2 separate regions of the Mus musculus genome follow, and region 1 is linked to region 2. Evidence: chromatin loops called from intact Hi-C (ENCODE). Cell type or tissue: left cerebral cortex. All regions are shown on one strand. Links, peaks and the distances in the headings refer to the core of each region. The heading gives the core; the rest is flanking DNA. Region 1 has its middle 21 kb from the start of Scn3b. Region 2 overlaps Gramd1b (GRAM domain containing 1B).

What was found. Hi-C counts contacts between places; a loop is a spot of excess contacts. Peaks named below come from ENCODE experiments on the same cell type or tissue, not always from the same donor. Only the 100,000 strongest peaks of a DNase experiment are listed, where the experiment ranks them.
Region 1: a loop joins it to region 2, with 2.0 times the contacts of the local background. A loop is called at or near these places in 5 of 42 quality-filtered maps.

The regions. Positions count from the first base shown.
Region 1 is chr9:40,239,976-40,256,247 of GRCm38, reverse strand. No RefSeq gene overlaps it. Among named protein-coding and RNA genes, the nearest start is that of Scn3b, 21 kb to the left of the region's middle. In left cerebral cortex, for the core only: a CTCF peak has its summit at 8,414 (motif pointing right); DNase peaks (open chromatin) are centred at 9,767, 10,251 and 10,481; H3K27ac peaks cover 666 bases.
Region 2 is chr9:40,382,325-40,398,596 of GRCm38, reverse strand. The region is part of intron 2 of Gramd1b (GRAM domain containing 1B); the gene reads left to right. Among named protein-coding and RNA genes, the nearest start is that of Gm51668, 27 kb to the left of the region's middle. In left cerebral cortex, for the core only: CTCF peaks have their summits at 6,019, 6,579 (motif pointing right) and 7,574 (motif pointing right); DNase peaks (open chromatin) are centred at 6,090, 7,498, 7,876, 9,247 and 1 more place; H3K4me3 peaks cover 2,216 bases; H3K27ac peaks cover 3,431 bases.

The DNA of each region.
Region 1 (16,272 bases), core at 3,739-11,738, 140 kb after region 2:
TCTATGTCTTTTTATTGGGGAATTGAGTCCATTGATATTAAGAGATATTAAGGAAAGGTAATTGTTGCTTCCTGTTATTTTTGTTGTTAATGTTGGCATTCTGTTCTTGTGGCTGTCTTCTTTTAGGTTTGTTGAGGGATTATCTTCTTGTTTTTTCTAGGGCGTGGTTCCCGTCCTTGTATTGGTTTTTTTCTGTTATTATCCTTTGAAGGGCTGGATTCGTGGAGAGATAATGGGTGAATTTAGTTTTGTCGTGGAATACTTTGATTTCTCCATCTATGGTAATTGAGAGTTTGGCTGGGTATAGTAGCCTGGGCTGGCATTTGTGTTCTCTTAGTGTCTGTATAACATCTGTCCAGGCTCTTCTGGCTTTCATAGTCTCTGGTGAAAAATCTGGTGTAATTCTGATAGGCTTGCCTTTATATGTTACTTGACCTTTTTCCCTTACTGCTTTTAGTATTCTATCTTTATTTAGTGCATTTGGTGTTCTGATTATTATGTGTCGGGAGGAATTTCTTTTCTGGTCCAGTCTATTTGGAGTTCTGTAGGCTTCTTGTATGTTCATGGGCATCTCTTTCTTTAGATTTGGGAAGTTTTCTTCAATAATTTTGTTGAAGATGTTTGCTGGTCCTTTGAGTTGAAAATCTTCATTCTCATCCACTCCTATTATCCGTAGGTTTGGTCTTCTCATTGTGTCCTGGATTTCCTGGATGTTTTGAGTTAGGATCTTTTTGCATTTTCCATTTTCTTTGATTGTTGTGCCGATGTTCTCTATGGAGTCTTCTGCACCTGAGATTCTCTCTTCCATCTCTTGTATTCTGTTGCTGATGCTGGCATCTATGGTTCCAGATTTCTTTCCTAGGGTTTCTATCTCCAGTGTCGCCTCACTTTGGGTTTTCTTTATTGTGTCTACTTCCCTTTTTAGGTCTAGTATGGTTTTGTTCATTTCCATCACCTGTTTGGATGTGTTTTCCTGTTTTTCTATAAGGACTTCTACCTGTTTGGTTGTGTTTTCCTGTTTTTCTTTAAGGACTTGTAATTCTTTAGCAGTGTTCTCCTGTATTTCTTTAAGTGAGTTATTGAATTCCTTCTTTATGTCCTCTACCATCATCATGAGATATGCTTTTAAATCCAGGTCTACCTTTTCAGGTGTGTTAGGGTGTCCTGGATTGGGCGAAGTGGGCGTTCTGGGTTCTGATGATGGTGAGTGGTCCTGGCTTCTGTTAGTAGGATTCTTACGTTTACCTTTCGCCATCTGGCAATCTCTGGAGTTAGTTGTTATAGTTGTCTTTGTTAAGAGATTGTTCCTCTGTTGATTTTGTTACCCTCTATCAGCAGGCGTGGGAGACAAGCTCTCTTCTCTGAGTTTCAGTGGTCAGAGCAGTCTCTGTAGGCAAGCTCTCCTCTTTCAGGGAAGGTGTACAGTTATCTGGTGTTTGGACCTCCTCCTGGCTGAAGGTGAAGGCCCAAAACAGGATCCTTCCCAGAAGCTGTGTTGCTTTGGCCAGGAAGGTGGCCAGTTGTCTGGAGTCGAAGATGTCGCTGCCTGAGAAGCTCTGTGGCTCTTGTCCGGAAGGAGGCCGGCCGTCTGGAGCTGAGGATGGCGCTGCCTCAGAAGCTCTGTGGCTCTTGCCAGGAAGGTGGCTGGTTGTCTGGAGCTGAAGATGGCGCCGCCCAGAAGCTCTGCGACTCTCGCCAGTCCCAGAAACGGCTGGCACTCTGTATTCCACACGGTCACCCGTGCAGCCTGCCCTCCGCGGAGTCCCGGAGCCAAGAAGGCTCCCGCCGGCGCCTGTGCCACGAACCTCTCAGGCCGGGCAGACCCCCGTGCTCTCACCAGGAAGGTGGCCGGCTGTCTGGAGCTGAAGATGGCGCCGCCCAGAAGCTCTGCGACTCTCGCCCGTCCCAGAAACGGCTGGCACTCTGTATTCCACACGGTCACCCGTGCAGCCTGCCCTCCGTGGAGTCCCGGAGCCAAGACGGCTCCCGCCGGCGCCTGTGCCACAAACCTCTCAGGCCTGGCAGACCCCCGTGCTCTCACCAGGAAGGTGGCCGGCTATCTGGCCCCCCTTTCTTGTTAATCTGTCTATTGAGATTGCCGTTGGTTCGATCTTGTTTATGCAGACATATATCTAGGAGAGACTGTTTCACATTAGGCGTCCTAATAATCTGGCTCTTACAATCCTTCTGCCCTCTTCAGAGATGTTTCCTGAGCCATAGATGCAGGAAGTGTGACATCAGTGTATTTAGTGGGTCTGGGCTCCCTACAATCCTGCGATCTCTTCTTGTGTCTAATATGTGTAGTTTTCAGGTTTGCTCTCCCTTTGTTGTAAGGAGGAGCTTCCTTGATAAGGGAGATTGCTACACTTATCGGACAGAGGTGGCTCATTAACCATAGTCGTTTTCCTGATTGGGCTAACTGAGGTGGAAAGACCCACCCTGAGTGTAGGAGGACCATTTGATGGTCTGGGTCCTGGTCCGAACGAAAGGGATAGGGCCAACCGAGCACCGGCATGCATTAATTCACTGGGAGCTTTGGTCTTGACTGTGGATGTAAAGTAACCAGTTCTCTCAAGCTTCATCGGCTGTGATTCTCTGCTACGATAGGCTGTAACCTGGAACCATAAGCTAAGTAAACCCTTCCCCTCTATTGTCAGGCTATTTCATTAGAACAATAGAAAAAACAATAAGACATCACTGTGGATCCAGATTTGCCCAACAGCTGTGTGGCCAGCACCAGCCCAACACACCAGTCCCCCAAACTGAAAGGAGACAAAGGGAGGGATCTATTCAGGATTTGTTCAGGTCTTTTGAGACCATAACTTAACTTTTTTTCAAGATTTGCACTTCTGAAAGTCCTTGTAAAAGAGTGTGACTATGTTTGATATTTTACAAAGGCACAGTGATGGACAAATGATGTCCCACTGAGAGTCCCTGAGGTGTGTAGCTGTCAGTTCCTTCCTCCTGCCTCAGACCCATTTTTCCCTTCTACACCATGATGGCAACCCTCCCCACGGCTCCAACTACACACATTTCTACTCTTGCCTAATAACTTTATAACTGGGTGTTTTGGGGACTGTACCTACTGGTCGCCTGTGGTATCGTCTCAGAATCAAAGATTTGCCTTCAGACTACCACATAGACACATGAGACTTCAGTAATGCTCCCCTCACAACACACAACAGTAGAGACAGACTCACTTTTCCTGGAGAACTGAAATGAGAAACTTAACTACTGTTTTCCTCTGGATAAAGAAATACTGAATACTGATAATTTTCTTTCATGTTTAAATCTGTAGATCCTAATAAAATTCTTGAAATAAAAAAGAATTAAAGATATTCATAGTCTACAGCCAGAATAAGACATCAACAGCGAGAAGATGGAATATTCATCAATAACTGTGAAGCCAAATAGATTAAACAGAAAATAGATAGGACCAGAGAACAGGAAAGTTACACCCCAAACAGGAAAAAAATTGCATAAAGAGTTACATCCAAGACAGATCCTAAAACAAAGGCAGGATTTCAACAGGAAGTGTGATTCTAAAACATAACGCTGTTTCCAGGAAAGCAGCACAAGCAGACTTGTACAGCATGGAAATAGGATCTGAGATGGAGAGAGTGAGTGATTTATTTGAATGCTGTGTACACGGTGGGAGAGATAAAGATGCACTATGTTGGCAAGCTAACTGACAGTCAATGCCCATTTAAGGATTTTGGAGTGTGCTTGCTGGATAACACGATTGTAAAATGATATGATTAAGTGTATTTAGAAAAGTGAATCTGGAGAAATAGGAAAACTGGAATAGGAGGAACAGAATTGATTACAGAAGCAATAGTGAGTGGGAAGTTGGGGGCTGGGGTAGGGTACAGTAAGCTGGAGAAATTTGATGTTGGAAGAATCATGAGGTTATCATTCATTGAATATGATCACTGGGCAAGATGTGCAGTAAAGGAGGAAGTGTCTCTCTCATGATGGCAGGTGCAGGAGCAGAAAACTTCCAATACTGACCACAGAGGACATCAGTCCATAATATATGTGTCTTATCAAGATGATAGCTGGAGTGGGGTTTGGGGAGAAGCATAAAGTCTTGGGTATTATTTGAATGATTTAGGTTTGAGATACTGATGCTGCTCTTGGTGATAACTTGCTCTTGGTGAAGTCATGGAAGTAGAGTTTATGAAAGAGACAAGATTAGAGAAGGTCTAAATGTAGTGGGGGTAGAGGAGTAGCAGACTGATCAAAGTGACTGGAGATCAAAGCAGTTTGGCATCAGGGAATAAGTTCAGAGAAGGTTCCATGTCAACAGGAAGTTCTGTAGCAAGGAATAATTCATAGACAAGTTAGCTATGACCTTAGAGGAACTATGTAGGAGAAGCAGGAAGTAAGAACACAATAGAAGTTAAATCGTGGGTGCAAGTGGCTCTTTTCTACGTTCAGAACATCTGATAGAATTAAAGAAGGACAAGGAGATGATGAGATTTTAGGAGAAGTAAGATACGACTCTATGGGCAAAACCCTAAGACAGAGAGGGAGAAATTGAAGATCCAGGAGAGAGTTGCTGGAAAAGCACAGTACTGGGCAAGGGACATGGGTCAAGAGCACCAACTCTGACTTGTAAGGTCAAGATTTAGAGGTGGAGGGGTGTATTAGTCAGGGCTCTCTAGAGTCACAGAACTTATGGGTAATCTCTCTAAAGTAAGGGAATTTGTTAGGATGACTTACAATCTGTAGTCCAACTCCCCAACAATGGTCAACTGTGAATGGGAAGTTCAAAGATCTTGTAGTTGCTCAGTCTCATAATGCTAGTAGACTCCAACAGATGTGCTGGCAAGTAAGTGCATACAGGCAAAGAAGAGCAAATCTTCCTTTTTCCAATGTCTTCATGTAGGTCTCCAGCAGAAGGTGTGGCCCAGATTAAAGGTATGTACCACCATGTCTGGATCTGGGACTTGTTTTGTCCCAGGCTGACCTTGAACTCAGAGATCTCCTTGCCTTAGTCTCCTGGGATTCATAGCATCTATGTCTCAAGATCTCCATATCAAGATTCAGGACAGAAATTTGTATCTCCCAGCCTCAAGATCTGGATCACAGGTAAGCCTTTAAATTCTGGATTGTAGTTCCTTCCAGATATAGTCAAGTTGACAACAAGGAATAGACACTAAAAGGAGGAGGAGGAGGAGGAGGAGGAGGAGGAGGAAGAAGGATACACTGAGGTAGGAAAAGAAGAGTTTGAAGTTGCTCAAATGACAGAAAATACATCAGTGAAACCACTAATAAAATCATCTGTCATGAGAGGTGAGCAAAATAGAACTCAAAGAGAATGAGAATAAAATAGAAACATTTCTGGGAAGTAGGAAGAGAGATTAATTAGAGGCAAATGAAGGTATATGTATGTATGTATATATATATATATATATATATATATATATATATATATATATATATATATATATATATATATATATATATATATATATATATATATATATATATATATATATATATATACATACATACATATACACATATACACACACATATATATATACATACATACATATACACATATACACACACACACACACACACACACACACATATATATATATATATATATATATATATATATATATATATATATATATATGATTATCAGTAGAATCAGCAAAGAATGGGTTTACTATAGATCTAGACAAATGGCTGCAGGGGTTCATCACCAATACTCAGACACTACCCCTGAAGACCAGGGCAAGCAAAGTGGAGCACAACTTCAAAGTGTTGGAATAACCCAGGGCATTAGTAACTATATTTATGAGGTAACTAATGGTATTCAGCTCCACAGAGATGATAGAAAAGGAGAATAGTGGGCTGAGGGACATGGCTCAGTGGGTCATGCACTTACTGTGCAATCATGAAGACCTGAGTCCAGATTCCCAACACCCATATAAGAAGCTGGATTTGGTGACTCATGCCTAATCCCGTAGTGGGAAGAAGAGGAGGAGGGGGAGGGGAAAAGGGAAGGGGAAGGGGGAAAGGGGAGGGGAAGGGGAGGGGGAGGGGAGGGGGAGGGAGAGGGGAAGGGGTGGAGGGGAGGGGGAAGGGGAAGAGGATCTCAATGGCTCATTTGTCAGCCATGGTTGCCTATTGGCGACTCTAGGTTCAGTGAGAGATTCTGTTTCAAAATAGTGGTTGATAATGATGGTGGCGGTGGTGGTGAAGTGGAATGGTAGATGGAAGAAGACACCTCCCTGTATCACAGTTGCATAAAGAAATGTTTGGTATAAAGACAATGAAGCTTCCATGAAGAAACTCTATGTACACAGTGCACTTGCTCATCCATGTAAGTTCATATAGAGGACAGAGGTTGATGCTGGGTGTCTCCCTCAGTCACTTCTCTGCCTACTTTTTGAGATAGACTCTCTCAATGAACCATTTTGGCTAGGTTGGCTGGCCAATGGGCCTTCCTTGATCATTTTATTTATTTATTTTTGTTCTTTCTTGAAATAATGATCACATCATTTTCCCCTTCCTTTCCTCCCTCCAAACCATTCCATATATTCATCAGTCTTAGTTAGGATTTCATTGCTGTGAAGAGACACCATGACCACGGGAACTCTTAGAAAGGAAACCATTTAATTGGGCTGCCTTATAGCATGTATAGAGAGAGCTCCTTCTGGGTGGCTTTTGATCTTCTCTTTTCTTCCTTTCTGTTATCTCTCCTTCCCTTTCTTCCTTCCTCTGTCCCTCCCTCCCTCTCTTCTTTGCCCCTCCCCCATTCTCCTACCTCTCCTTCTTCCTTGATGGCAGGAAGGAGGTAGAAAAACAGCTAGGAATCTATTCCAAGTGATGTAATCTATTTATCCTGCTAGTGGCCTGTTGTTGATAAGCCCTGGCTTCCACTTCTAGACAGCCTGGCTCAGCTGCCTGGAAACCTGTAGCTCACCAACAGCTTTCCTGGAGTTTCCTGTCCAGGCAGCCTGATGCTCATTCCAATGCAGCGAGGTAAGATGAGCATCATGACAACTGCCAAGTTGGAGGGCTTTATTTAGATTTCCTCTTTCTGCTTTCAATTCACATGACTTGCCTTGTCTCAATGAGAAAAGGGTCCAAGCCAGCAAAAAATACTTGGGCTGTGGAACCAGAGCCACTGGTGGAGGGCACCTTTGTTTTTGAACCCATAACCACAGTGCTAAGACCCCAGCACCCTATTCTTGAGTGTGAGTGCTCCTCAGGAGGCTGTTGACAACACCTCATCAGACCTGGATACCTGCTGCATGTTTGACTTGGACCTGCTCTGGGTTCATATTCTCCAGTACATCTCATCCATGATGCCATCTTGACCCTGACCTGGGCATTGCCTTTGTTAACTGACATAAAAGGGAGGTAATTCATTCTAGCATCTGGTATATGAAAGAGTCAAGATTGGCAGGTAACTATTACATTCAGAGACAGGAACAGTTAATCACCAACCATATATATATATATATCTCAAAGCAAGAAGAAATGGATGGTAGACTATAAGCAAGTTTTTAGCTCAGATACAATATAAAAGCATTTGACTCTGAGAGCACTTTCAAAAGTTCAGCTTAACCTGTCTTGAGTGCATGAAGCTAAGATCCTATGGCAAAAGGTTCAAGGAACTTTTATATTTTTCCTCTTTTTTTAAAATTAAAAAGAAAAACACGTATACTGTTTTCCATACAAAGAGAGCATGAAATTAGAGGGAAAAATACATTGATGTCAGAGAAAACTAAGATGCACCCAAGCCCTTTGCAGCCTGTAAGATTGCACTCTTAAGATGCTGTATACCTAAACCTCAGCTCTCCAAGGAGCAGCTGCATTTGTGTAACTGTGATAAGGTCAAAGAGCTGAGGAGGGAGAGAGAGCATATTAATTAATTTTCTCATTTCTGTGAAAAATATATGACAACAAACTTAAAGAAGAAAGAGCTTTTTTCAGATCACAGTTGAAGGGTGTGTGGTGGTTTGAAAAGGTATGGCCCCCAATAGAGTCATGTGCATGGTCCATACCTTTTCAAACCTTTTGGAGTAGGTGTAGACTTGTTGGAGGAAGTATGTCACTGTGTGGCGGGCTTTGAGATCTCATATATGCTCAAGCCATGCCCAGTGTGATTTACAGTCTCCTTCTGCTGCCTTCAGATCAAGATATAGAACTCTCAGCTCTTTCTCCAGCACCATGTCTGCTTGCACACTATGCTTCCTGCCATGCTGATGATGGGTTAAACCTCAAAACTGTAAACAAGCCCCAATTAAATGTCTTCTTTTACAAAAGTTGATGCTGTCATGCCATCTCTTCACAGCAATAAAACCCTAAGACACTTTATCTCTTAAAAAGGTTTTTTATTATTTTTTTAAATGGGTATTCATGTGTATCTGTATGAATGCATGCTAAATGTATTTGAGTGCCTGAAAGGACCAGCAGAGGGCGTCAGTCTTCCTATTTTTTTATTTTATTTTATTTTATTTTATTTTATTTTATTTTATTTGGGGGTGGAGGTGGGGAGGTTTGAGACAGGGTTTCTCTGTGTAGCCCTGGCTGTCCTGGAACTTACTTTGTAGACCAAGCTGGCCTCGGACTCAGAAATCCACCTGCCTCTGCCTCCCAAGTGCTGGGATTAAAGGCGTGGGCCACCACTGCCCGGCTTATTTTATTTTTTAAATAAGGTCTCTCGACGGCCTGTGACTTGCTAAGTAGGATGGACTGGCTGCCAGCAGGTCACAGCTTTGCCTGTCTCTATATCCCTGAGACATAATGGTCATTTTTTGGGGGGCTGTGAATTCTGAGTATCACACTCAGGCCATCCTGCTTTACAAGGCAAGCTCGTTACAGACCGAATGATCCGCAGAGCCCCTGACTGCGTTTTTCTGTCCATGAGTGTGTTGATCTTGCACGGAGTGGTCTGGAAGTTCCGGAGGATTACTTAGAGCATAGGGATTTATTCATGAGGAGCCCAGCTTCCTAGCCTCCTGAGTGTCGGTTCTATTTGTACTATGTCCCAGAGTTTCCATGGAGAATGAGATGCAAGTTTCCCAGAGGTAACTTGCTCAATACACCCTTCATTGGCTTTTTTTACACCACTCTCTATCAATAAGTTATGGGTACTCGAACTTGTTACAGGAGTTGCTTGGGTGGGGAGACCCAAAGCACCTCACAGTGTCTGAATACTGCCAACCTCCCCAGGTTCAACTTACACCAAGCCTCTCCTGCTCATTGGGCTCTAGTCTCGTTGCTCTCTGTGAGAGCTATTTTTTCCTCTGTATAGGATTAGCTCTTTCTGATCTTTCATGCTCATGCTTAACTGTCATTCCAAAGAGATGATCTTTCACCACTGCATGGAGACAGAGACTCATTCTTCCACGTTGCACCCTGGCTTTGCATTCTTGGCATAGATTATCATTTGTAACGGCGCAACTGTCTCTGTGTATAACGACATGCAGTCTACTGCCTCCATGACGGCAAGCTCTACAAGTTAAGGAACAACTGCTGGTTTTTCATATTTCATATGATGCCTAGAATAGTATATAAAGTATATTTTGCAGTCACTAAATATATGGGGAATTGAATGAAGAAGCCTGAACTAGGAAATAGTCTGAGAACACTGTGTTGGTCTCTGAGTAGATTTTGGTAGCGTGAGAGTGGAAAAATAAAGAAGTTATAAAAGGATTTGTGTTGAGCTGTCTGCAGCCGTGAAGAATACCCAGGATTTACTGAGGAAACAAGGCATCCATGGAGCTCTTGCTGTTTACCTGGCTTTGCTCCAGGCCTTCTAGGGATGCGCACTGCATAATGCAATGTCTGCAGCCTTGCAAGCTTGCAAAAATGGGGTCAGTGGTCATGTCATCTACCGATGCTATCATTTTAGGAACATCTACTAAAATCAACTCGGAAAGGCAAAGCTGAGACACTTTAAAAAATTATATCTAGAAAACGTTTTAATATTAAATGATTTTACAGTAGAACAACCATGGAATTTCATAGCTGAACAAGATTGATGGAATTAATTTTAGTATCCCCTGGGAGAAGGTTTGTAGGGGAATCAGCTGAGTCAGTACTTTTCGTTCTTCTTTATTTCTTGATGAATATGTATCTAAAATAATGTATAAGGAAACAGAATGACTATGAATCTGTGAAAGTATAATGGAAAGGGATGGCTCAGTTCCTAGTTTTACACATCTCTCAATAGCAGCACTACAGGCCACAGCTGATCACAGTACAGCTGACATGTCATGTTTTATTTAGTTCCTTGTCTCTGAGCTGGTCTCATGGTTGGTTCTCTGTGTAGCTCCAGGCTCTTATGTGGGTTTGAATGTAATAATTCTTGCTTTCTCCTGCTCACAGCTACAAGATATTTAAGATGGTGTTTAGTCTGGGAACTCTATTTTCCAGCATTCCCTACCCTGGGTGGGAATTAGGTTTGTGCAAAAGAACTTGCATCAAATGCAGGCGATCACGTGAAGGAACAGCCCTTGCCCTAAGAAAAGCATCACAGAAATGCCATGTAGATGGAAAGGAAGGTTCCCCCGTGGTCTCAGCTGGTCTTTCTCACCTCTGACTGACCTGCTTCCAGTTTATTTTTAGACTACTGGCTCTGTTGAACAGCAGCAGCCCGCTGCAGTAGCCGGTGGACCGCTTCGTCTAACTCCTTTACGAGTCTCTTCTGTGGTTCTGCTTCCATCTGGACAAAGTGTTTTTCCAGAATTCCCTGCAAGTTTTGACCTCCTATGCTAGCGTATTGACTTCCTGTGCCAGCTGCCTTCTTTACTCTTGATTCTTGAACTCTTCCTTCTGACCCCACAGGTTTCATACTTCACAGTATCTGCCAAGTTAGCTCATTTCATGGATTTGAGACATTCTGTATACAAAGTGATAATCACCATAAACAAATGGACACTTTCTATCACTGGTATATTGGATCTGTGTATTAAACCTTCAGTCTAATACAGGAACTCTGTGCCTTTTGGGTCATCACATTTACCCCAGAGCCCAACTCCATGTGACACCATTTGAGTGACTTCCCTGCCTCCTCTGTTTTCTCTTCCCTTTTTCCTTTCTTTCCATCCTCCTCTTTCTCCCTGCTCCATTGTGTCCCCCCCCCCCCCGCAGTCATGAGAATTAAACTCAAGGCTTCATATATGTTGAACATGCACTCTTGCTCAGCGACACTCTCAGCTCTGTCTTAATCAATGAATTCTTTGCTGAAGGAAATGTTTAGTGTATTCATTTTTGAGAATTCTGTATGTTAGTACTATGTTTACATCTTTCTCACTTGATCCTCTCCCTTCCAACTCCTCTCATGTCCCTTGTTAAACTCACGACTTCTTATTATTGTTAGAAGTTTGTGTGTGTGTGTGTGTGTGTGTCTGTGTGTTGTGTGTGTCCGTGTGTGTTTTAGGGTTAGCCATTTGAGGTTGGATAACCTATCAGGAGGCTTGTTCCTGGAGGAGGCTGATTCTCCTTTTTTAGCATCCATTAATTGCCTGTAGCTCTTCATAGAAATCAGGATAGGTGAGGCCCAGGCTGATCAGGGACTTTCTTTTTGAGGTATGGAGAAAGAACTTAGTTCCTTGCCTAAACCAGGCACATGTTTAGAAAGGCTTGGGGCCAGGGTCTTGGGGAAGCTTCTGTTCTCCAGATCCTGAGAACTCAACCCTACTTCCCAGCTTGAAGGGCTGTGGTTATCAGTCCCAAGGTCACTGAGCTCTTGGTCTGAGCTGCACTTGAGCTATCCTGTGCTGCCTTAGTGCAACCTTGCTTGATTAGGTCTCTGGGACTTCATGATTGCATGATAGCTATTTGCTTACTCTGTTTCATTCCTATATCTGAAAACTGTATATAAGTTTTTCCTAAATCAGTCCACAATCAAGAAAATGCCTCACAGGCCAATCTGGTGGGTATGTTTTTCTCAATTGAGGTTTTTCTCTTCTCAAATGACTTTAGCTTGTGTCAAGTTGACATAAAACCAAACAGCACATACTCTGCAGAATACCGATATCTACAAGGGTGATCTAAAATCTACCAGTGAAACCAACAAAAACAAAAGCCAAACAACAAAAACTAGTGTTGTCTTCCATCCTTGAATACTGTATTCTTCCTCAAACATCCAGGCTCTTCCTGAGACTTGTAACTATGCAGTAAGCTTTTGTAGGCAAGTTATTCAGGGTTTATGGGAAGGGTCTTATCCAGGTATAGAGAAGACAGCTGTGGACTGAAGAGAGAGAAAGGGGGAGGGGGGAGGATGGGAGGGAGAATGGAGGAAAACGAGAAAAAAGATGGAAGGGAGGAAGGAAACCAAGAGGGTACTGACCCTATGTAAAGATCCTAAGTCCTCCTTTGTAGCTATACTTGATCGCAAAAACATCAGATGTGGTTAGAGATGACAAAAACATTCACAGAAAAATGGAATTCCCCCAGGGTAAAAGCACCTTATATAATAAGATGACAGAAAATGATCCTCAGCGATAAGTGGAAAGGCTATGACCACAAATCAAGTGCAGCATTTTCCATGGTACTGGGAATTCGGAAGTAGGTGACATTGCAGCTCAGCATAAGATCTAGAGCTGAATTTCTAGCTTTTCCCTCTCATTGATACTGTTTGTATTCTTGGGCTAGTGACTACCATTTCCTGGGCTGATGTCTTCTGACAGCTTGTCACTGTTTTACACATGATTCTTTGATCCATCCGTTTCAAACATTCATTGAGTTAATAAATCAATCATCAGACACCTATGGAGCATGTGCAGTATGCCAGGCACTCTTCTTGGCTCTAATGGCAAAGCAGTGTGTATGACAATCTGCCCTCATTCGGGCGCGATGGTGCCCACCTATGGCCAACACTCAGAAGGCAGAGGGAGGAGAATTGCAAGTCTGAGGACAGCCTGGGCTACATGGCAAGACTTGACCTCATTCCTACCCTTGAAAAGCACAAGTAAATGATTAAAAACGATCATCTTCGTTACTAGGGATACACCCTAGTGAGGGTAGCATGTATGCTTTAAATCCTTCACAGTCCTAATGATGCAAACATTGCAGGGATTGTGTAAGTTATAAGAGACCTGTGTTCTAGTCTCAGTTGTAAATCTGAGTTATCATCTCTCTTTGTATTCAAAGATGCATTCAGCCCAGGAATATTGAAAAGACAATATATTCCAAATCAGATACTGAATCCTGAAGAGAAAAAAGTATCTCAAAAGTGAGCTGCCCCCCCCCCCCCACAAAGCTTTAATCTGCAGGATTTATTTATTTATTTATTTATTTATTTATTTATTTATTTATTTATGTGTTTCTCTGCCTGTCTGACTTTATGTATCTGTGTGTGAAATGTTCTTAGCTGGGTTCCTTTTTTTTTTTTTCGAGACAGGGTTTCCCTGTATAGCCCTGGCTGTCCTGGAACTCACTCTGTAGACCAGGCTGGCCTCGAACTCAGAAATCCGCCTGCCTCTGCCTCCCGAGTGCTGGGATTAAAGGTGTGCGCCACCACGCCCGACAGCTGGGTTCCTTTTAAGCCTGCAGTGTGCTGTCATTGGACAAGAAATGCACATGTTGGTCACATGAAGCCAGCTCAGACACAATACACGCAACTGGTGCCCTTAGCTATACCTGGCCTTCCAGGCCATGCCCAAGAAAGTATCAGTAAAGATCAGGATTTTGGGAGTCAAAAGAGCATTACTGTTGTGTATTTGGACATGAATCTGTTTGGGGGAACACTTCATAATTGTGGGTTACAGGGAATCTTGAAGGAGGGGAGGGAGGGGTAATGCTTTGTTTGGTCTGTGTACCACACCCCCATTCTCATCTTAGAGTGGATGGTCCGTTTTAGTTCCTGCTTGTTGTCACATTATAAGGGGGAGGTGCTTTTTCTCCTGAAAGAGTTTCCATGGCAACCTCATCCAGCAGGCAAAGAACAGCAGCTCTCTTAGCTTCAGCTCAAAGGTTGAGAGATAAAAATATACTCTCATTAATCCAGGATCCATGTATGGTTAGGACAGGAATTACCTGAAAGTGTCAAACCAGCTGGGGTGAAATTTGATATTTTCTTGCATTTCTTAAGACACACAACAGACCACCAAAGAAAGAGCTGGTGCTCTGCCTTCAGCCCAGCTCCTTGGGAAGCAAGGCTGCTTCCGTGAGGCTGGATTTGGCTGTTAGCGTTTCTCTCCGAAGATCTCTCCCCTGCACTTTCATATTGCAAAAGATCCTGTGACCTGGGCGCCAACATGGCTGGATAGGAAAGCACAGAGTACAAATGCTAGTTCAGGGTTGATTATTATACCCTCACAACTCGAAATCAACCGTTTAGCCACAAGCTTCACGACACCTCCGCGTTTCTTTTCTTTCTTTCTTTTTTTTAAGCTTTAAAACTCTACCTTCCCCGATGAACGCCCAAGTGAACAGTGAGGCTTAAATGAGGGCATAAATATGGAACATTTTTCCGGACGTGGGAAAGCTGTGCTAATGTACACGGCGAGGAAGACTATGATTAATGTGCTCGAGCCTGCTAAGGGAGGGTGTGTGGGAACAGGCAGTGCCGCTCTCCCTTCTGGGTGGGAGGGGAAGCCGTGCTCCCTCAGCAAAGGGACATTCGCTCTCAAACGGGCCACGCCCACAAGGTAGAGCTTCCATCCCCCACCCCCACTAGAAGTGCAGTCTCTGCCTTAAATCCAGAATAAATTCCCCCTTCATTCCACCCACCCACCCACACAGATGTGTTCCCTACTTCCCATGTGGCACCCTCAGATCTACCCCAGCCTGCCTGTCTGCTGCTGGCTTTGTGCTGGGCCTGTGCTCCCGCAAGGACATCACTCCGTTCCTTGAGCTGTGAGGCTCCCTTTCTTTCTCAGGCATTGTTAACTTTTCTCCAGCAGGCTCTAGTGCTGCGGTCTACTTCTCTCTGTTGCTGCAGCTGCTTCCCCCTTGGAGTGTGCATTTCTTGCTCCACCCAACCAATCTCAGCGCACTACAATGACCCTTGCCAGCGACTAACCCTCAGGAAGAAGTCTTTAACATCTTGGGAGATACCTTAGTTTTAACATTTTTATGTCAAGGTGGAGAGATGGTTCAGCGGGCAAAAGCTTACCAGGAAAGCCCGACCACTTGAGTTCAATGCAGGGAGCCCGGGACCGGGAAGGAGAAGATCAACTCTTGAAAGTTGTCCTCAGACTTCCACACACTCAGAGCACACGATCACACTCACAAGCACCATTCACACAACAACAGATTTTAAAAATCCCTCTTAATTTGGCCTTCAGTTTCCCTAACCTTTAAAAAACAATTGTCAGTTCTCCTGACTACAAATACTGAGTCTGTGCCGTCTTTACCGGACTCCCAGTGGGAACATCTTGGAGACTCAGAAGTCTGGCCTTGGTGCCCGTGTGAACTACACTATGAACCCCCCCCCCATTCACTTGTCTTCATTTCTTCTTTCAGTGTTGAGAAATAAACCTAAGTGTGTGTGTGTGTGTGTGTGTGCGCGCGCGCGCGCGCATGCATGTATGTGTGCACTTGCCCATGTATGCATGTGCAGAGGTTGAGCAATTCTGGGTTAAAATTTTGGAAATGAGTGGGTAGATGCTTATGGTATCTACAGGCTCACCCTCCCTTTTGTTGGGTATTTCAGCTAAGGTCATCCCCCGTTGGGTTCTGGGAACATTTTGCTTTCCTGGAATTTTGGAACTTTCTGGTGGTTACTCCCTGTTCCCCGCCCTCTATTGCTATGCACCTCTGTTCTATTTCCTGACCCTCAGTATATCGCCCCCGACTGCTGCCATACCTGATTCTGCTCTCCCTTTCCCCTCCCCCTCCTCCTTTCCTCCCAAGTCCCTCCCACCCTCTACCTCCCGGGAGTATTTTATTCCTCCTTCTAAGAAGGACTGAAGCATCCAAACTACAGGTATCCTTCTTCTTGAGCTTCATATATGGTCTGTGAGTTGTATCATGGGTTTTCTGAGCTTTTTCCCTAATATCCACTTATCAGTGAGTGACTGAGCCAGCTCAGTTGGTCAACAGGTTCTCCCAGGCAGGGGCAAAGGATTAAAAAGAAAAAGGACAATTAGACAACACTGTAGCATGACCCCAGCCAGTTCTGAGGCTGAAGCGGGTTTATTATTTTTCCAGTCTGCTTTTATACCATTTTTGTACACACAAAATAATAAGATCAGTTCTAGGTCAAGAAAAAAGCAAGGCAGTAAACAAAATCCTGTAAACAAAAGGAATGCCACATGTGCCTTGGCTGAGTCGGCTCTGAGATTTGCA
Region 2 (16,272 bases), core at 2,970-10,969:
CCTGACCTGTGCAGGGGTGGTTCTCACATCTCTGGCTTTTCCCAAGACAGCATCTCTCTGTCCCCAGCTCTCTGGTGCTCCATCTTATCCTCCCGTGGTCATTCCCACCCTGCCTTTAGTCACTTGCTCTCCTTTTCCCTTCATGCTCAACCGGGTCCACGTTTCTGATTGCCTTGTAGATTACGGTGTTAGGGTTTTTTTTTTTGGGGGGGGGTGTCGTCTCATGTAGCCCAGGCTGGCTTCTGACTCACTATGTAGCCAAGGATGTCTTTTAATATCTTATCCTTCTGCCTCCACCTCCACACTCCTGGCTGGCCTTGAACTCACGCCATTCCATCTCGGCCTTCTGAGTGATGGGAATATAGACCCGTGCCGTGTGTGGCCTTCTGTTTGAGCCCAGGTCCAGCTTTCTCTTAGTGTCTAGCGTCATTGATGTTCCCCGGTAGCATCCTTGGTACACATTCTTTCTCCTAGTCTTATTCTATTGACTCTTTTGTTTGCTGCACTGCTTTCATGTCTCTGTTTAGCCTCATCAACAGCTCTGGGTTTCCCTGCTGCGTACCTGCCCTTATGGTGAATTCTGGGAGAGACTTGGAATGTACACCCTGGGGTGAGGGGTTGCTTGGCAAAGGGGAAGACTACCATTGAATAACAAATGAACACAGACACAAACTCTGACTTAGTATTTCTTTGCCAGACACGAATCCAAGCCCTTTACAGTGTTTTCTGGCTTTACAAATGCTTTAGTTTTGTAACATCCCTGACTTATAGATAAGGAAATGGGGACACAGTCAGGCCAAGCAATTTACCCAATGTTACACAGAGGTGAATGGTTGAGTTAGAATTTAAGTCTCAGCCTTTCCTTATGCTCAGTGCTTTGCTGAAGGTTGATGGCTAACAAGCAAAGGATGAGAAAGTCACTCATGCAGATATACACTTGCAAGGGAACGCCTGCTGCCCTTGCTCTCTTCCTGTTTGTCCTTCCAAAGAACCCATCTTTTATAACCAGAGAGTCTACTAGAGAGCTAAGACTCCTCATTTTTTCAAGTTCCTTACAGTTCTGTGAGTCTTTCCCAGTCTCATTGCCTTCTTTTCAGTTTCCCACAGCACCCAGAAGCTAGAGAGAAGGGATTTGACCTTTTTAGAAAAGACATCTGATTGTAGATTTATAATCTTGGTACAGAAATCAAAATGCAGTTGTATACTCTGAAAGCAGTGCAAACATGGCTGCCAAATGCCTGCTGCTCAGAACTACAACTCCCAGAATGCAGTGCTGGGGAAGTTTCTCTGACCAGGGTTTGAAACAACCACACTGGCTTCCTTGTAGTCCAACCTCCCAAGCGGCTGCTGCTGCTGCTGCTGCCATGAAGGCTCTTCTAGCAGAAGCAGGTGCAGTGTTCTGCCTCAGATCTGTGCTCAGGGAGTTGGAGACTGGATTTCTCACATCACCTTCCACTCGGCTGTCAAAACCTGACCTTCTCAAAGCCTTCTGGGTCTTTATCACTTCCTCTCCTTAACTTGGTGCTTAAGTGCAGTGATTAAGCAGCTACCTAAGGTAGAGTGATTAGTATGAATAATTGCCCCAGACAGAGAATATTGTAAAGGAGTGTTTCTCTCTTGCCCCTTCGCTAACTTATTAGGCGAAGTGAAATGGGTTGGAGAACAGGGAGCCTCAGGTCTCTAGTTTCAAAAGCAAGCGTATAGGCTGGAGGGTTATTTCATAAGGAATCTCTCACGTCCTTTTTGCTAAGTAGAAGAGGTATGAATCCAATGGCCCCTGCAGCAGCTGTTTCTACCCTTTTAAATATCATTTTCTGGCCTGGCGGTGGTGGTGCATGCTTTTAATCCTAGCACTTGGGAGGCAGAGGCAGGCAGATTTCTGAGATCGAGGCCAGCCAGGGCTACAAAGTGAGTTCTAGGACAGCCAGGGCTATACAGAGAACTCTGTCTTGAAAAAAAAAAGACCTATATATATATATATATATATATATAGTTTTTTTTGTTTCTTTTTTTTTCTCAGAATATTCTTTGTACTCTGAAATATATACCTCCCCAACCATTGCAGGTTGTCTGTTCTGTACCAAATTACATTATGTCTGAGGCTGGTGGGTTCAAGGCCTGAACTGCCTTAGGCTTCTGTTGATGCTCTCTCAACACTGCTGACACAAGTTCACCTTCCAGGGATGTGTGCCAGGTTTTGGTTGTTTGATCTATTGAGTCAGAGCTTGCCAAGTAGCCCCAGTTAGCCTGGAACTCACTATGTAGATCAGCGAGGCTCAAAGTGTGTGCAGTTGCTCCTGTCTCTGCCTTGTGAGTACACAAGGGATTACAGGTGTATACCACCTTCCTTACCTGGTGATAGTTCCTTAAGAACTGAGTAGGTAGATGGATTGAGTCATCGGAGAGACTAGGCAGACTCCAGTTATCAAGGAATTGGTCTCTGTGCGATTTTGATGAAATAGAATGTCCTCTTTGGTAGGCACCAGCTTTCTGCCTTCTGTCTGCACATTTGATTGTCAGCCCAGGCACAGAGAGAGGATTGAAGGCCACACGATAGTCAGAGGGAACTTGTCAGGCTTCTGAGTAAAGAGGACAGTGCGATATCTGTGGTGTGGCACAGTCCCCATGCTCTTGGATTTGTAAAGGAGTCTAGTGGGGGTACCCTCATTGAGTAGGAGAAAGGTCTCTCCTCTTCCTACCCCCTCGCCCCCAGTAGATTCAACCATGATCATAGAATGGGACTTATTAAAAAATTCATCAGAGTTACAGAAATAGATGTGATAGAACCTTTACCTGCTGAGTGAGCTATCTGTCTATCTATCTATCTATCTATCTATCTATCTATCTATCTATCTATCTATCTATCGCCTCAGCCTCTTAAATACTGGGATTAAAGGCATGAATCAATCTCCTTGGCATTAAATTAGAATTTGTTTTGTTATTATTATTTGTTGTTATTATTCCTCGACCTAAATTCTATTACTGGTTGAGGATTTTGGAGCATTTAAAATATTTTGAATTAGAACGGTTCATCTGAGAAAACCTATGTAAATATCTCTAAATCTGACATACTTTTCAGATGTGAAACATTTCTGCTCCCCACAATTTCAGGTAAGACAGACAAAACAGGTACTTTCAACTCATAGAACACGTGTATCAGGTGTTTGTGGTGGGATGAAAAGTGCATCTTCAGGCTCCAAGACCTGTATCTCTCCCTTGCCTTAATCTTAGTTTGGATTGTTGAATTAAGCGTTGGCAAGGCACCTTGGTCTCCTTTCCTGCCTAAAGCGAACATGAATGAATTGCTGATTCTTTTTTTTAAATCTAAAAAGCAGTCTCCACTGGGAATTCGTCTCAGTCTGGACTCCAACTTTGAGTTCTAGGATTAGCCATCATAGGACCCTTCTTTAAATGTGCACACTAACTTTTTGATGATCTCAAGCTCCCTCCTAATTTTTTGATAATGTTTTATCTCATAATTGGCCATCTTGAAAAAAGAAATCTCAAAGGCAAATTGCATCAATTGCCATTTTGTATATTTTTAAACTAAAAATTATGTTTCATATATCATTATCACTATGTATGTGCTTGATATGTTTATATATGAGTGCTGGTGCACATGCGACAGTGCACATGGAGCTCAGAGGATAATTTTCAGAAGTTGGCTTCCTCCTTACATGATGGTTTTTGGGGACTGAACTTCACTCATCGGTCTTTTGTGATAGAATCTTGACCTGCTGAGCTATCTATCTATCTATCTATCTATCTATCTATCTATCTATCTATCCATCCATCCATCCATCCATCCATCATCTCCTCAGCCTCTTAAATACTGGGATGAAAGGCATGAATCAATCTCTTGGCATTAAATTAGGATTTGCTTTGTTGTTATTTGCAGGGTTATATAGCTCAGGCTGGCCCCGATCTTGCTATGTAGCTGAGGATAACCTTCAAGTTTTGATCCTCTTGTCTCCAGCTCTTACGTGTTAGGGTTGTTGCATGTATTACCATGTCCCGCTCATGATTTGCTAGGGATTGCACCCAGGGCTTTACGCATGGGAAGCAAGCACTCCACCAACTAGAGCTACATCCCCTGACTCTCACTTGGTTTCAACTGATATTTCCTATTTTCTAAGTCTTCAGGAATTGGGAGGAGACCGAGGAGATACAGAGAAGTGGTGGGAAACTGGGAATAGATTTCTGGAGGAAGATATGCATCCAATCATATAAGGTTGAGTTCAATTTTCAGTTTCTCACTGCGAGACCTTAGACAAGTCACTTCACAGCTACAGATCTCAGGTTAATCATCTCGGTGTCACGGATCATAGAGTATTCAAGGAGATGATGGGATTTGGAGACACAACTTAAATTCCGGAGCCCTGTGAAAACGGAGAGTGGACAGTTTCATTGCTCTGGTCGTTAAGCCAGACTCGTGTACATTGATGCGCGCTGGGTATAGTGTCTGTGTGGTGATGTTTTGAGGAAGAAAATAAGATCATTTTCTCGTTTAGAAAAAAAGTGGCAGTAATTCAAAATGTTAACAAAAGAGTTGTATCCTTTAAGGGCTATATCCACTGTGATTGAATCAAACAATCATGACCAAAGAAAGGCAGTGCTGAGATTGGATTCCAAGAGACTTGTGTGTGGAGTAAAGAGGACTTCAAGGCTCATAGATTGCCTTGCTTTGTTACCTGGCTTACAGACATGTTGTGTTACTGAGACTCCTGCAGGGGAGGGGACAGAAGAGAAGACATTAAGGGACCTGCAGGCCAGGATGCCATTGCAAGGATATGAACACTTAGAAGTGTCCCTTGATGGTGAGTCTGGGTCAGGAAGGTTTGTCACCTGAGCAGGCTGGGCTAAGCAAGGACCTTATAGGGTTAGATTTCCTCCAGCATATAGACACCATCTCCCTGATTGTGCAGGTAATATTGGGGAGGCATGACCACACCTTCAGGTAGAAGCAGCAGATCTGTCTGCAGCCAGCCATATTTGCCTTGTCTACTGATGTTTTTGGTGTATGCTGGTGCCATACGTTTTTGTGTTAGGCTATGAGGTTGGGCTTGAACTGAGTAAGGTAATATGGATGAGGAGAAATGAGGGAGGGGAAGGACAAATGGTCTGGGGGCTGGATTTTGAGCAGGGTCTCAGGAAGAAGGGAGGAGTTTGGAACTGAAGACATTTCTCCAAGAATCATAGGGTTTTGTTGTTGTTGTTGTTGTAATTGTATCTTAAAAATGACATTTATTTATTTGTGTGTGTGTGCCTGCCCACACATAGCACAGCGCTCATTGTCGAAGTCAGAAGACAACTTGCTCCATCAGAAGTCAGTTTGCTCCATCATGTGTGTCCCGGGGACTGAACCCAGTTCTTCAGGTTTAGCAACAAAGGCCGTAGTCACTGAGCCATCTCCCTGGCCCGATAACAGATTTCCTGGTAGATTTATATAGTAGAAGCCTGAGTGGAAATGACTTTTAGAGGCTGACAGGCTTGCACTGACCTAATTTTTTTCTTTTTTTTCTTCTGTGACTTAGATCCGTAAGTTGTAAAGTGGATCTGTAAGCTGCCATTTTTTTGATCACTCTCTATGGGCTTAAAATGCTGGACACAAGGGAAGCCTTGTCCTTACCAGGCCAAGTGGGCCTCACTCATGGGGAGGAGATGACCACGGAGGAGGATATGAGGCATGCTTGAGGGCTTGGATCTGTTTTGCCACACCTCACTTTCTGTGGGGGAAGTGCAGCTTATAGCTTCTGCCGAGTGTTCTCTTAGGAGTGTTGCTGTCTTCCATCGGTGCCCGCTCCGGCACACAGGATGCTTACAGTGAATACTGGCATGGTGCTTTGAGTGCGCTTTTTTTATTTTTTCCTTTCTTAGCAGTGCGAGCGGTCTGCTCTGCTTTTCCGTGAGACCGAGAGTACTCTGGCCAGTTCCCTTCTCTCAGTGGCCCTCTGACGGATAGAGGCTCTCCCAAGCTGCCTGCTTTAAGGGCCAGAGAGGAAGCTGTAGTTGCTGCAAGCTGAGCTGACTGTCCCTGCCGGGCAGAAAACCTAGAGTGATGAATGGGGCTGGATGAAGTCATCCTGCTCCGCCAATCAGGCTGCTCCAACGGAGCTAGGGGCCTTTGCGGATCCAGCTTGGCTGCCTGCTGCTCTCTCATGCACCTTTAGACAGAGGCTGTGAGTCTCTGGGAGTGGAGTTGGGGGTGTGGGAACGGCCCGCCCCTGGCTTCTGTGTAGGCCTCAGTCAGTCTGAATGTTATTGCAAGGTGAGTGGCTTTACGGGGAGTCCCTTTCCCTTCGCCTTCTCCACTTTGCTGTGCCACTCAGCGCGGTGCCTCCAGCTCCTCCTCGCACAGAACCTACCCCTGCTTCCATCTGAGTGCCTGCACCTTAACACCTGCCCCCTCCAACCCAAACCTTCGCCTTGCCTTGTGACCCAGCACTGGTTCAGCACCTTCCAGCAGCCTCTGTCCACATGTGCGCCTTGTCCTCATCTCTGGGTACCTACCAGTGATGGGGCAGTGATGGGGCAGTGATGGGGCAGGGCATCCACTCTGCATCCTCTCCCCCCAGCAGGGGGAGCCTGGGGAGACCCACACTGCCCTTCTGAGACCAAGTACGAGGGGAGGGGAGATGGACTGACTGGGCCTCATGGGTATTTGTGGGGATATTGACCGCCCGCTTCCCTAACTGGCTGGGAACCCCCGGATGTTTTCCTCCATTACCAACTGAGGAGGTACCAGGGGACCCCTCTGGAGAGTGGAAGCAGGTCTCATTCTCCTGGCCTTCCTTCCAGAGGGGGTGGTGTCCTCTTTCTGGGTGGACATTTGTGACTCTGCCTTTTCTCCCTGGATGGTGCTCTGCTCCCCAGGCCAAGCCGGGGTCATGGATCCGGCCGACGTGGCGACGGCAAAGGTAGGATGGAAATGCTGCCGGCCGCACTGTGCGTAAGTGGTTTCGCTCTGCGAGTTCCGCCTTTGGTTCACTTTTTCTCCCCTCCTCTCCCTCAGCCCAGCACTCAGGAGCAGTCAGGGCTGTGTCAGGAGAGGGAAATGACCTCAGGAGATGGGAGGGTGTGTCTTGTGCTACACAGCACACCGGCCACCTCTTATCCGCATATCTGAGCCTGTGGCTGGAGGAGAATAGGAACGTGGTCACGCCGAGGGCATTTGCCTGGACTCACTTTCCATTTCTGTCTTTTTCTTTAGCTATTGCTCAGCTTTCTGTTTATCTTCATCCTACCTGCTTTTGGCTCCCCTGTTCTCTGTCTTCCTCCTCTGCCTCTTCCCGATTCTCCTGCTCCATGGGCTCATCCTAACGCTGTCTCTCAACTTCTGTGTTCTTTCCCTTGCTGCTGTGTACCGGCTAGGTGGGAGGTTGTGGACTGAGCAGCCTTAGGAGTGGAGACAGCTCATCCTGCAGCCGACATTGGCCTTGGAGCTGGTGAGGCCTTGGTGCCTGAGTGACAGGCGATGTCCCTCCCCGAGCTCCTAGGAGCTCCAATGTCTGGCCGGTTTGAGTCTCTGAGGAGTAAAGGTGGCTGGGTGCTGTACCTATGGCCTTGGACACACTAGAGGGCGATGTTGAATACTGTTCTTATTCTGGACGCTGCTGGCAATTAGAATTTTGCTTTTCTGTGTATTTTTCCAAACAAGGAGCCTGAGCCATTGGTAGTAACTGGAGGAGGCAAGTCTCAACAGCTCCTCCCCAACCCCTGTCCTGTGTACAAGGAGACACCTGTAGTTTGGCCTTTACTGGGGGCCTTGCTGTTTGGCCAGATGGCCGAGTCTCCATTCTCACAGAGGTGGAAGACTCGAAGAGGCTCAGACTTCTGGAGCAGGTTGGGTTCCCTGTGATGTGAATGGAAGAGAGTGTGAGAAAGGAGGCCCAATCAGCCAGGCTGATGCAAGCAGAACTGTCTGGGCAGGTTCTCTTGGAATCATCGACTTGAGTGATTCTTCCATTCCTCTGTGCTGTGTGATCGGAAGGAAGTTACTTAACCTCTCTGAGCTTTCACCTTTTAGCCTATACGAAGGGGAGAATGACATTTATCTGTGGTTTACATCAGATGAGATCTGACGCACACTTGAGGAAGAGCAAGGGAAAGAACTCAAATGAGAACAGATTACCCAGGACTGCGTCCCTGCCTTCGTACTTTCACGAATACTTAAATAACCAACCAATATATGGGATGCCGCAGGGTGCTGTGCATTGGCTGTTATGGGGGCAGGCATCTGGGCTGTGTTTGGATCCAAAAGTGTTTGCTGTATGCAGTGTGCTGTCTGGTTGGGATGCTGCTGTCCCTGACTTGGGTGATGCTGAGCCAGTGATCTAGCTCTTGAACCTGTAAGTGGTTTGTCACCCACCTGCCAGCTTTATGGCATGATAGTAGGGTAAAGTCTAGGCAAGGCGTGGCCTTGGGGGCACTGGGGAGTTCTGGAGTGAGTTCGGAGAGATGTGGTCATGTTGTGTCTGTATTTGCATGTGGGGGTGGAAGCCTACACAGCCCTGTTCTCCTTAGGCCATTCTATACCTTAGGCTAGGTCTCAGGTCATCTCCGGTCACTGCTGTAGAAGCAGAACTCCAGTTGGATCATTCCTGAGGTTAGCGTTTGCTCTCAGGTTCTGGACCACAAAGTTGCTGGAACTGAGAGTATTCAATCCTAGGACTTCTTTAACCCTCTCCGATCCAAGCTCTTTGAACAGTTATCTCAGGCATCTTCCATCTTGGCTCGTGAATCACCAAGCCATGAATTGGCTTTATAGTCCAAGGCCCATGAACCTCCTGCACTCTTAGGCAGAACTTGACACAGAGTGGTTTGATGACGATGTCACCTGTGGTTTCCATCAGTTCTGCAGAAAGCTTATAACTCGAAGCTGAGGCATCTTGAGCTGATTCAAGATGCTTTCATAAAGAGGTTGGTTGTATAGGCCAGGTAGAAAGCCCGAAGCCCAGATTCAAAGAGACTATGTTATGGCTGGATGCCCTGGACCCATGAGAATGTAAAAAGCCCGCGAATAGCTGAGTAAAAATTCATATTGTGATTCACAGGTCTAAATACATGTAAATGCCCCCTCTTACCTTAGCCCGCCCTGCTTTATTTCTGAGTTGCTGTTTTCACATATTCCCCCAGCCCTAACACACTGAACTATGTTGCTACAGAAAGAAATAGCCTTTTTTGAGGAGGTGTGGTCAGTCCTGATGACAGCATCCTTATCTGATTCCATTCATTTCCTGGAGGAGGGCTTGGAGGCGTGGCTTCACTTCCGGGAGTCTGGATTCTGAGATTCTATTTTCACGACACTGCCCGTTTTGTTTCTTCAAGGTTCCAGTTTAAGATTGAGGTATCTCAGGTTTTAATCTGCGAAGGTATATGAAGGATAGCTTGCATTCAGACAGTTTTTGATCTCTTGAGAACAGACACTAGAAGCATTTATGAATCCTTCGTTCAGTGGAGGTGTAGTAAATGCCATTGATGGGGCAGCAGAGCCAGGTATGGGGGCTCAGAGAAGAATAGCACGTGCCATGTGGGTGGGCGCTCACCAGCTTTGGGGGAAGTCAGGTAAGCAAACAGGTTATGGCAGCTCAAGATAATGACAGTCAGCTGGGCATATTGGTGCACGCTTTCAACCTCAGTACTTGGGGAAGCAGAGGCAGGTGGATCTCTGTGAGTTTGAGGCTGGTCTGGTCTATACAGAGAATTCCAGAACAGCCAGACCTACATAATAGAGAAACCCTGTTGTAAAAGCTGAAACAACAGCAACAACAATAAACAAAACCAAAACCTAAACAAAACAAAAAACAAGGCAATGAGGGCCAGAAGAGGAATGGCTACCCCTGGGGAACACAGAAGTACTTTCTGATTGGGCAGGCTGGGAAGGAGGTGGTCAGGAAAGTGAGACGGTGGGCAATGGGATAGCTGTGACTGGAGGTACACGATTCTGAGTTCAGATTCTAGCATGCCCATCCTCTCTCTCTGTGAGCTTGAGTGAGTTACCTTGGCCTCTGCTGGTCTGTTTCTTTGTCAATAAGGACATCCACACCATAGAGCTGCCTTGGAGATTCAAGGACATTGCTGGGTTTGGGTGGATGGTCACTGATGGCAGCTGCTCATGGAGACCTTCTCAACAGCAGAGGGAGACTGCAAGCAGGTGTCTCCGTGCTTGGGATTTAGCTAGTGGGTAGAAGTCAAGGCCAAGGGCTGGTGAGATGGCTCAGTGGGTAAGAGCACCCGACTGCTCTTCCGAAGGTCCAGAGTTCAAATCCCAGCAACCACATGGTGGCTCACAACCATCCGTAACGAGATCTGACTCCCTCTTCTGGAGTGTCTGAAGACAGCTACAGTGTACTCACATATAATAATAAATAAATCTTTAAAAAAAGAAAAGAAGTCAAGGCCAAAGACAAAATGAGAAATACAAGCACAGAATAGAAATGTTCTGAGAGCCTCATAAGATACTGAGATAGTCAAAAATGCTGGGGATAAGAACTCTAAGCTATCATCAGACCTGCTTAGGAGCAAGACCCTCCCACTCCCTGGTAGACAGACAGGAGAGTTTCCTTATTTTGCTCCAGATTTTTATATTATATTTACATATCAATAAACTGTTCTTTTGAGGCAGGGTTTCATAGGTTAGCCCAGGATATCCTGAAACTCAGACTAGCCTTAAATTCAAAATAATCTCCCTGCCTCAGTTTATCCATTGCTAGGATTAAAGGCATGAACCATCATGCCTGGCACATTTTATTTTATTTTTATTTTTATTTTATTTTATTTTATTTTTTAACATGTTGGTCTTTCTGTATTAGGTCAGGAACTCCTTGAGCACTGAGATTTATGGTGTTTGTTTGTTTATTTGTTTTTGTATATTGAGATAGGGTTTCTCTGTGCAGCCCTGGCTGTCCTGGAACTCACTCTGTAGAGCAGGTTGACCTTAAACTCATAGAGGTCCACCTGCCTGTGCCTATTGAATGCTGGTATTAAAGGTGTGCACTCCCATTGCCCATTGAGTTTTTATGCTTTTGTTTGTTTGCTTGCTTTTAAGTTTACAGATGCTCTGACATCTTTTGTTTTCCACAGGAAAAGATCTACTACTCAATAATGTTTGGTAGATTAAAGGTAAAGACCAAGTTGGAGAGAGTGCAGCAGCAGATAGAAAGAGGAGAACTGATGGGTAACAAATGGTGGTAGAAGAGAAACTTTAGCCATAGTTTGGACGTAGGACTGATTGGACTTACAGTCTAATTAAATGGGAGCTGAGAGGGAAGGAATCTAAGGTGAGGTCTCCATCTCTCAGTGAGTGACTTGATAATGATGCTGCCTTCCATTGAGGTATCACATCAGGTTGGAGTCAGGAGGCGTAGACCTGGAGTGAGACAATTTGAGTGCCATGAGCCATCTAGGTTAAGCTATCCAGGAACAATGGAAATCTGTGTCTGAGGTCAAGGGAGTGGTTGTAGATGCCCATAGAAACTTGGGTGTCATCAACATATCTCCAAGGCATTCTTAAAGCATTCACGTCTCATTGGTAACCTCTGTGACCCACATGACATTGAAGGACAGAGACCTTCAGAAGACCCCCATCTCAATTCTCAAGTCACCTGTAGCTGATCACGAAGCCTCGGAATCACAGTGCCCTTTTTCCAGAGGGAGACATTTCCAAATTTTTTTTTTTAAATCCAAGAAGGGAAACCATACTAAATGACCACTTCCATAAAATGACCACTGTTCCTACTTATATTTAAAAAAACAATTTAACATGAAATTAAAAAGGAGGTCCTGTTGAAAATTAAATAATTAAATATATTGATCCTTTTGAAATTTACTGTGTTGCTCTAACTATTCCCAAGCTCACCATGGATCCATGCACATCCTTCATCATGGGGACCAGATATAGGGTGGATGCCTTTAATCCCAGCACTTGGAAGGCAAAGGCAGGAGGATTTCTGAATTTGAAGATGACAGGGCAGACCCTGTCTCAAACCAAGCCAAACCAAGCCAAACCTATATCATGATTCATACCAGCCTCTGGGTGCCCCTGAGTCATCAAATATGACCAGTGGCATAATATAAGAGGCTATAGGTTCATTTATTATGAGTGCTAACCACAAGACAAAGGAAGTAGAACTATTAAATTCCTTGTAGTAGGCTGGTCTGATGTCTTTTGGGGTGTTGAAAGACTGTATCTAGTATCAGAACCCTTAGGTGATTCTCACAGCCCCCAACACACACCACTGCTGCCTTCTCAATCCTGTGCAAAATAAGAAAATATCCTGAAGGTAGAAAGTAAGTCAAAATCCATACTCATTCAGTGCAGCCCGCTCTACCCCAAGAAGCTTGTATGTATATCTTGGCAGTGATGGCAGCAGTACACATTAGCAGCACAGTTTTGGACCTGCCATGCAAGTAGGAAGTGCCTATCTCAGTAAAGGATGACATCAAATACTGGGTACCATTTTTGGGCCAGTGCTCTCAAATAAAGTCCAGACCAATCAAGAAATAATTGTCACAAGCTGACTCTGTGTAGGGTAGCTGAGCCTCCCACCATGACTTGTCAGCTGATAAGTGAGCGAAATGTTTACAAACCGTGTTCACTTTGAAAGCCAGAAGTGAGATATCTTGATTAGATAGGCCTCTCCCTGGGAACTATTGTTTTAAACTCTGTTATTTGGTTAATGTCTTATCCTTTTTAAAGTTAAAGTCCAATGAGGCCATTGGGCCTGTCTTTTCAATGTTACACTGAGCCTGGGTCATGAGTATAGTGTCTGTTCAGTTGAATATGGACTTAAAAAATGCCACACACAGAAAAGACACAACGATATCTAGGTTCCTGGTAAATACTTAATTCCGTGGGAATGCTTTGTAAATAGTTGATCTCTTGTATTGTTTAAGGCAATACAGGTCCGTAACAATAGTGTAATAGGAAAAACTTGGAAAAGGTAGAGACGTGTGCAAGAAGTAGAGCAGGAGCAGTTGACTCTTCTAGTACATGATGGTGGATCTGTAGACGCTGGGTAGAAATCTCCTTGGAGGTTAGAATGCGTTCATCACTCACTTGCTTCATGTACGTTATAAACTTCTGACTGCCTGGTGCCTCTGCTGCTGTCATTGCCCTTTTGAGTAGTAAGTGATGGGTCTGAGGCTTAGAGAAATAAGCAAACTTCCTTAAGGGCACGGCTGTGAGGTGTGGATTTAGATTGAAGTCTGATTCTAGAATCCGGTTGCTAAACCATGGTATATTCACCTGGAACTAAGGCGAGTCTGGGGTCTGTTAGCTTACAGGCAGTTCCATCAGGCTCCTCCCAGAGACCTAGCAACAATTTAAGGTCATCATATGCCAGGTGTGGGCTGGATATAAAAGGACTGCCCGCCATCCCAGCTCTCTCTCTCTTCCCCTTGCTCCCACCCTCTCTCCCACCTTTATCACCTTCTCTCTCATCCTCTTCTTTCCTTCTCTGTGGTCTCCTCTTCTCTAACCTCATGGCTCTGCTCCTGTCTGTCTGCCTGTCTACATGTCCATTCATCAGTTCCTGCCCCTTTCTCCAGGTCCTCACTCCTCTCCCTTCCCCCAGGAAGCCCCTTTGTACCAGATCTGTTAATGCGTAATTACACAGGGAGCATCCCTTGGCATGGGTCCCACAGGTGCCTGCCCGCTTCATTGTATTCCATAACAGGGTCAGTTGAGAACGTGCCTCCTCAAGGATGGTTTTAGGAATACGCCACTTCTTTGCCAACAAGAGATTTTTTCGCTATCTCCTTGGCCAGGAGACTTTGACTGTGGAAATGAGCAACACTCAATTCATCTGCCATTCTTGCCATTCTTGCCCTCCCACCTCCCCTGACCCCCATGGCAGTACTCATGTAGCTTAATTAAAAAGGAGAACTCCTCACATGGGTAGGAGAGCAAGAAGCAGCTGCTGTGGGTGGGTGGATAGGTGTTCCCTCCCCAGGGAATCAGAGTCTGTGAGGCCCTGACTGACTTCTATCCGTGATTCACCTGGAGCCTAGAGGAGCAGCAGGGCCATTAGAAACCTGCCCGGTCCTTCCTTCTGGCATGCGACACTTGTGTCTCTGCTGTGTGTATAGTTACAATGCTGAAGGGAGGCCATTGTCTCTTTCTTTGGTGGTGGGGTAGGGTTTCTGTGGTTAGTCTGATGATCAGGCTTCAGCCTTCTTGGAGCTGCCCTTCTGTCTGTGGGGAGAAGAGTTCTTCTGAGACAAGACATGGGGATGTGTTTGGCATGCAGATAAACCAATCTTGAGGCAACAGGTGGGCCTTCGGGAAGTGGGAGTGGTTTTGGAAGGGGATGAGAAGGTGGGATGGATCTTCTTAGGCGTGGTGTGAAGGCCGTCCTCTTTGAGAGTTCCTCTGAGAGAACCAGGGACATTCTTGTGTCCATCAAGCCAATTTCTTTGGAAGGAGACTACCTAGCTGGGTGTCACCCTTACCCTTTTAATCTCAGTACTCAGGAAGCAGAGGTAGGAAGATAACCTCAAGACCAGCCTGGGCTACAGAGTAATGTCTTCCTTGTCTTAAAAAAAAAAACCAAAACTAAAGCAAACAAAACAAAACACCAGGTATGTCAAGAGCAGGGAAAAGAAAGAGAAGTTTAGCTGGGTTCTCAGCCATCATGACTGTAGCTGATCATCTCTGTGGGCAATGGAGGGTCCTAAGCTAGAGAGGGCAGAGGTCCTGTGGTCCTAGGTATCCCTTTATCGTTTAGCTTTTCCCATTTTTACCAATGACCACTGTCTTAGTTATTTTTCTACTTCTGTGAAGAGACACCATGACCAAAACAACTAATAAATAAAAGAGTTTATTAGGAGCTTGCTTACATTTCCAAAGGGTTAAAGTCTATGATCATCGTGAAGGGGAACATGGCCACAGGCAGGCAGGCAGGCAGGGAGGCAGGCAGGCAGGCAGGGAGGCAGGGAGGCAGGCAGGGAGGCAGGCAGGCAGGCAGGGAGGCAGGCAGGCAGGCAGGCAGGCAGGCAGGCAGGCAGGCAGGGAGGCAGGCAGGCAGGCAGGGAGGCAGGCAGGCAGGCAGGCAGGCAGGCAGGCAGGCAGGCAGGCAGGGTGCTGGAGCAGCAACTGAGATCTTTTACTTCTGATCTGCAAGTATGAAGCAGAAAGAAAGGACAGAGAAGAAGAGCTAACTGGGAATGGTGTAGGGTTTTAAAAGCTCAAAGTCCACCCCGATGACACACCTCTTCTAACAAGGCCACACCCCCTAATCCTTCCCAAACGGTCTCACCAACTGGGGACCAAATGTTCAAATCCATGAGCCTAGAGCGGCCCTTCTCATTTAAACTTTCACAACTGCTTTTCTTGAACTTGCTCAGGAGCCTAGTCCCATGTTAGCTACCCTGCTTCTAAAATCTACCAGGGTCCAAGTCTCTTGTGTAAAGTGACTTGCTTGTATATAACATGTATTCATATTAAGTCATATCTAGGCTACTTATAGTGCCTAGTGCAATGTAAACATTAGGTAAATGGCTGTTGTGTTTCATTGTTTGAGGGAGTGAAGTCTGAGCATGTTCTGTAAACAGGCAGCCTTTTCTGGGAATGTTGTATCCAAGTTTGGTAGAGTCCTGGATGCTGGACCTGTGAGGCAGAGGGCATGATGTACCACTCATCCAGGAGTGAGTGGTAGCTGGTGATGTTATGAAAAGAACTGGACATCACCAAACTCTGGTTTCTTCCGTTAACAAATGTTAAGTTAACCCTTTCCTGTTTAACTGTTTAATATTTAAGACTCTTTCCTGGGTCACCATGAGGTTCATAAGACACTAAGTATGTGGTCTCCACTTAATATTCTGGAGTGGTGTATTGCCTGCCCTTGGCAGCCCGGCCCTGTTTTCCCTTTCCTGGGGGCAGGATGGAAGCTAGAGTTGATTGGAGTCTGGTTTTGGCTCCGATCCTGCTGTTGTTGCCTGAAGGAGCATTCTGGATTAACAGATTGTGGAAGGGGGAGCAGAGATGGAAGTGATTTTGTCCTTTTTCTGAAAAAAAATTCAACTTCAAGACCTTATGTGATTCCTTAGGGTCACAGAGGCAGAAGGAAACACAGACATAAAAAGCCTGACTTACTTTGCCCATATGTCTATCAACCTCTCCTAGCCTCCTGCAAGGCACCCACTCCCTGAGTGGTGGGGCTAGAGGGCTGTGGTGTGCACCAAGGGTACTAAGGACAAGGGGGTGCTCCGGAGGCTCCAGGCTGGGAGCTGACACAGATGGACAGACCATAAGGCAAGGCCAATGCCTACAGC